Regions from separate parts of the Homo sapiens genome. Here region 1 is linked to region 2. A link is a loop called in an ENCODE intact Hi-C map of the cell type or tissue named here. Cell type or tissue: ascending aorta. All regions are shown on one strand. Each heading gives the region's core, and the rest is flanking DNA. Links, peaks and the distances in the headings are about the cores only. Region 1 has its middle 46 kb from the start of GJD2. Region 2 overlaps AQR (aquarius intron-binding spliceosomal factor).

Region 1 (2,913 bases), core at 236-2,735, 210 kb after region 2:
AAATGAAGCATTCCATTCTCATTCATCAGTCTCCTAATATTTGCTAAGTGGCTGTTTTTGGTAAGAAACTCTGTTTAGGGCCAGGCACAGTGGCTTCTGCTTGTAATCCTAACAGTTCGAGAGGCCGAGGCAGGAAGATTGTTTTAGCTCAGGAGCGACACAGTGAGATCTCGTCTCTACTAAAAGCAAAAAACTAAACATTTAAAAATTAAAAAAAAATTAACTGGGCGTGGTGGCACATGCCTGTAGTCCCAGCTATTTGGGAGGCTGAGGTGGGACAATCGCTTGAGCCCAGGAGATCATGGCTGCAATGAATCATGATCCTGCTACTGCAGCCTGGGTAACAGGGCGAGACCCTGTCAAAAAAAAAAAAAAGGAAGAGAGAGAGAGAAAGGAAGGAAGGAAGGGAGGGAGGGAGGAACGAAGGAAGGGAGGGAGGAAGGGAGGGAGGGAAAAGAAACTCTACCTGGTGTTATTATCTGTGTATCTGTGTCTTGGTTGAAAACCATGTCCATGGGTTCCAAATAAAGTAGCTCATGGAGTCCGGAATTCTAGTTTGGCCTCTGTTCTTCTATGTGACTTGAAAAAAACCTCTTCTACTTTCTCTGTCTCTCAGTTCTCCCCTATCTGAGATGAGTTGCTGTTTGTCTCATTCTCTCAAGGATGTTGTCAGGTAGGGAGAGAAGGAAGTGGGGAAATGATGAGTCTATAACATTCAGTTCCTCCAAGAAGATGACATAGCTTGCAGGCAAAAAGTCAGTTTGAGTCGGAGACATGGGCCATGGCTTTAATCCCATCTATACAGCCTCTTCTAAGGCAGGAGGGGCCAAGCAGCCTGGACTTGGATGTGGTGTGAAAGTGGTCTTGCATTACTCAAGCTGTGCTGCTGGTGTATTTGCCACATGTCATTTTCTTCATCACAGGATCCCTAGCGCCTGGCAGATGTTTAAAAAATACTTTTTGAATAGTTGACTGACCAAATGAATGAAAATATCCCTTTTTGGATTTCAGGTGTAGTGCCCTGTATGTGACAGACACTGAATACATGGTCGATGACATGCTGTTCTATTTCAACCTACCTGACATACAGAATTCAGAGCCTGTTGTTAACTGCATTGGCATTGCATTATCCTTAAGATGAATGAGGGAGAGTGCTCAGAGCTGCGCACGCCAGCACCCCATTAGCAATGGGGGTACTTATATCTGTGCAGTGCAGTGACAGGAAGTAGCATTCTGTGGCTTCGCTTGGGAATGGTGAAAGGCATTGGTTATTGGTCGTTCTTCTACTTTCCCCTTGGTTTAAGGCTCGGTATTTGCAATGAAGAGCCCTGTTGAAAAGCCGTAACTAGGAGACAGGCAAACTTAATCAGTCCTGTTGAAATCTGCTAGGATTCTGCATCATAATGACCATGTTCACATGATGACAAAGAAGTCCCCTTAGATAAGAGCTAATGACTCCAAGCAAATGAGTTAATTACTGAGTAAGCAGCACAGTTGGAGGAGAGATGGGAAAGTCTGACGCCTAGTGGTCATTAGGAAGGGCCAGCTACTAAGCACATAGGATTCTAAGGAAACTACCTAAAGAGCATTCCTGAATCTTACATCTAGAAGGGGCTTGAAGAGAAACATTTCCAGGTTTAAAAAAAATTGTTTTAAGGCACCGGATCTGAGATTCTGTCTACACCCTGTCTGTGGTCTACAGGGTGGGGTTGGTTGAATTTGTGGTGCCAGAAAAATATAAACCCATTGAAGAAAAATCTAGAGCTTATAGCATTATATTGGTAGGATGACCTCATTTCAAGTTGCAGACACCATCCTCCAACTCAAAGGATGACTGGAGAGAGATAGCCCTGGGTTCAAGAATTACACACCTTCCTTCCATGGCCGGGTGCAGCGGCTCATGCCTGTAATCCCAGCACTTTGGGAGGCCGAGGTGGGAGGATCACCTGAGGTCAGGAGTTATAGACCAGCCTGGCTAACATGGTGAAACCGCATGTCTACTAAAAATACAAAAATTAGCAAGGCCTGGTGGCACACGCCTATAATCCCAGCTATTGAGGAGGCTGAGGCAGGAGAATCGCTTGAACCCACAGGGCGGAGGTTGCAGTGAGCCGAGATCATGCCACTGCACCCCAGCCTGGGTGACAGAGTGAGACTCCATCTAAAAAAAATTTAAAAAAAGAATTATACACCTTCCTTCCTCAATTGTCTACACAAATGGTAGGTTTGGATTAAGTGATTTCAGTGGGTCTCTCTAGTTCCAAAATATTAAGATTTTTAACAGATGGATCTGTAAGCACCTTGGTGAGTAACTGAACTACCTTCAGCAAGATATTGAATCTCTCCATGCCTTGGTCCATGCAAAAGTGAAAACTAATTTGATTCTCTTAAAACCTTTCTGAGGCTGGGTGCGGTGCCTCACATCTGTAATCCCAACACTTTGGGAGGCTGAGGCAGGGGGATTGCCTGAAGCCCAGAGTTCAAGACCAGCCTGTACAACCTGTCTCTACAAAAAATTCGCTGAGCATTGTGGGGCACACCTGTAGTCCTAGCTACTCAGGAGGCTGAGGCAGGAGGATTGCTTGAACCCAGGAGGTTGAGGCCGCAGTGAGCCATGACTGCACCACTGCACTCCAGCCTGGGTGACAGAGTGAGATTCTAACTCAAAAAGAAAAAAAAGTTTCTGGAAGTTAATTTAGTTATAGTTAACAAAGCAGTTTGCAAGTGGAAAAACTCTTTGATCCAGAGTCTAGGAATACCTCCTAAGACAGTAATTAAACATCAGGTCCAAGATTTATAGATAAATTGTTCATTTTAAAAACATTTGAAGACAATCTAAATGTCCATCAATAGGGAATTGGTTAAATAAAGTACCTCTATACAATGGAATACTATGGAAGACAGTTTTTTAAA
Region 2 (2,913 bases), core at 95-2,594:
GGCAGATCACTTGAGCTTAGGAGTTTGAGACCAGCCTGGGCAACATGGTGAAACCTCGTCTCTACCAAAAATACAAAAATTTAGCCGAGTGTGGTGGTGGGCACCTGTGGTTCCACCTATTCGGGAGGCTGAGGTGGGAGGATTGCTTAAGCCCGGGAGGTGGAGGTAACAGTGAGCTGAGATCATGCCACTGCACTCCAGTCTGGGCAACAGAGTGAGACTCGTCTCAAAAAACAAGCAAGAAAAAAGACTACCTAATGTGTGATTCCATTTATTTGACCTCCTGGAAAAGATAAAATTACAAATAGAAAACTGATTATGGTTGCTGGGCTGGGATGGAGAGGAGGATTTGCTATAAATTAGCATAAGGGATTTTGGGGAGGTGATGAAACCAGTTAAATAGTGGAAAGCTATGAAGCTCATGGTGGCAAATACCAGTTTTCCAAAATTCTAATTTTTCACGTTCACATGGAAGTTCAAATTTTATCATTGACAGCAAATACTGATAGTTGTTTTCCTTGAAATTATAGTCTTATTTCATTCAAAATTTGAAATTTGAAAAAAAATTGGCCATTTGTCCAAGGCTGGTATAAACAGTTTGTCATTTTTTTTTTTTTTTTTTTTGAGATGGAGTCTCGCTCTTTTGCCCAGGCTGGAGTGCAGTGGTGCAATCTCGGCTCACTGCAACCTCTGCCTCCTGGGTTTAAGCGATTCTCCTGCCTCAGCCTCCTGAGTAGCTGGGACTACAGGCGCTCACCACCACGCCTGGCTAATTTTCGTATTTTTAGTAGAGACGGGGTTTCACCATATTGTCCAGGCTGATCTCAAACTCCTGACCTTGTGATCCGCCCACCTCGGCCTCAAAGTACTGGGATTACAGGTGTGAGACACTGCACCCGGTCCAACAGTTTGTTGTTTTTTAAAGTAAAAGTTGTGTGCAAAATATGTACTTCCCATTTTGTCACAGAATTTAAAATAAAACAGGTACTCGAGTCCAAATTTAATAGTATTAATTTTTTTTTACTGCTTCATCAAGGACATTCTTAAATAAAACTGTGAAACAATGTCTTAGTATTGTTATTATTATTGTTATTATTTTTGAGACGGAGTCTCGCTTTGTCGCCCAGGCTGGAGTACAGTGGCGCGATCTCGGCTCACTGCAAGCTCCGCCTCCCGGGTTCACGCCATTTTCCTGCCTCAGCCTCCCGAGTAGCTGGGACTACAGGCGCCCGCCACCACGCCCGGCTAATTTTTTGTATTTTTAGTAGAGACGGAATTTCACCATGTTAGCCAGCATAGTCTCGATCTCCTGACCCCGGGATCTGCCTGCCTCGGCCTCCCAAAGTGCTGAGATTACAGGCCTGAGCCACCTTGCCCTGCCGGTATTAATATTTAAAAGTGTTCTTGGGGACTGCCCAGAAGGATCTTGGGTACAATGAGAGGTTTGCAGAAAATATTTTGAGAACCCTGCACTAAAGCCTTAATTTTCATTGCTGGTTTTTGATATTTGCTGCCCATGTCATAGTATTATATTTGCTTTTTTAAGCTATTTGTAAAAATACATGTTTCAAAAGTGAAGTGAAGTAAGTTACTATGAATAAAATATTGTTCTCTATTCTGCAGTTCAAACACACTCCACCAGGTGGCATCATACCTCTGCTTGTTGCCAACTCTTCCTAAAAATGAAGACACAACTTTTGATAAAGAATTTCTTCTAGAATTGCTGGTAAATATTAATGTTCTCTGAATTTTGCATGTGGTTTTCCTTGCCTTTTAAAGTCATTCTTAAAGATGTAGGTTCATATAGATTTTTTTGTGGGCCAAAGATTAGGCAGATAATTCCCATTTTGTTTTTGGAATTGTATTATCATTTGATTTTTTGTTTTCTCATCTTTCGAATTTCTTTACTCAAGTATTTTATCTCTTCGAACTACTTTCTGGATGAATCATTCTATTAGCAACTATTTATATGCAAATCACTTTCATTGTCTCTTTCAGTTCCTAAAAATTCCTGTGCTATTTTCTGACAATGTAAAACCTCTCATGAGTAAGGTTTTTGGAATTAATAATAACTCTTTGCAATAGAAAGAAATGAGGATTTTTTTCAGGAATTCTTCTTCTTTTTTTGTTTTTTTGTTTGTTTGTTTGTTTTGTTTTTTTGATACCGAGTCTCTCTCTGTCGCCCAGGCTGGAGTGCAGTGGCGTGATCTCAGCTCACTGCAACCTCTGCCTCCCAGGTTCAAGTGATTCTCGTGCCTCATCTTCCCGAGTAGCTGGTATTACAGATGTGTGCCACCACTCCCAGCTAATTTTTGTATTTTGAGTAGAAGATAGAGTTTCGCCACGTTGGCCAGGCTGGTCTTGAACTCCTGGCCTCAAGTGATTGACCCACCTCAGCCTCCCAAAGTGTTGGGTTACAGGCATGAATCACCGTGCCCAACCTGTTTTCAGGAATTCTTCTAATGGAAAATAAGTTTGAGGATAACGTTGATCCTGTGCCTATTAAGGTCTTGTGGCTAGAATTTTATTCCTAAAATTTAAATAGTTCCAACAAAAGAAAATAATTTTTAAAATGTATAGTGCTACAACATTATGTTTTGTTTCCTCCCTTCCCTAAAGGATTTCCCCAGGCTTTGGATTCTTCTACTATTCAATTTATGATCAAAAAGTTAAAACATACATATTGTTTAGATATCATGATTTTTTCTATAATTATACTATCTTCACTGAAGAGAATGTGATACATTTTAAGAATATGTCATTTTAGCATTATTAGATAAACACTTATTTTTCTTTTTCTTTCTTTTTTTTTTTTTTTTGAGATGGAGTCTCACTCTGTCCCCCAGGCTGGAGTGCAATGGTGCAATCTCGGTTCACTGCAACTTCCGCCTCCCGGGTTCAAGCAATTCTCTT

What was found. A loop is a pair of places that touch in the nucleus more often than their neighbours do. Peaks named below come from ENCODE experiments on the same cell type or tissue, not always from the same donor. Only the 100,000 strongest peaks of a DNase experiment are listed, where the experiment ranks them.
Region 1: it touches region 2 in a loop (12-fold over the local background); 75 of 110 quality-filtered maps call a loop at or near these places.

The regions. Positions count from the first base shown.
Region 1 is chr15:34,707,136-34,710,048 of GRCh38, reverse strand. No RefSeq gene overlaps it. Among named protein-coding and RNA genes, the nearest start is that of GJD2, 46 kb to the left of the region's middle. In ascending aorta, for the core only: a CTCF peak has its summit at 1,534 (motif pointing left); no DNase peak of the experiment used is centred there; H3K27ac peaks cover 561 bases.
Region 2 is chr15:34,919,145-34,922,057 of GRCh38, reverse strand. It overlaps AQR (aquarius intron-binding spliceosomal factor), which reads left to right. Exons shown (of 35, transcript NM_014691.3): 14 at 1,624-1,726. Among named protein-coding and RNA genes, the nearest start is that of AQR, 49 kb to the left of the region's middle. In ascending aorta, for the core only: a CTCF peak has its summit at 1,630 (motif pointing right); a DNase peak (open chromatin) is centred at 1,637; H3K27ac peaks cover 294 bases.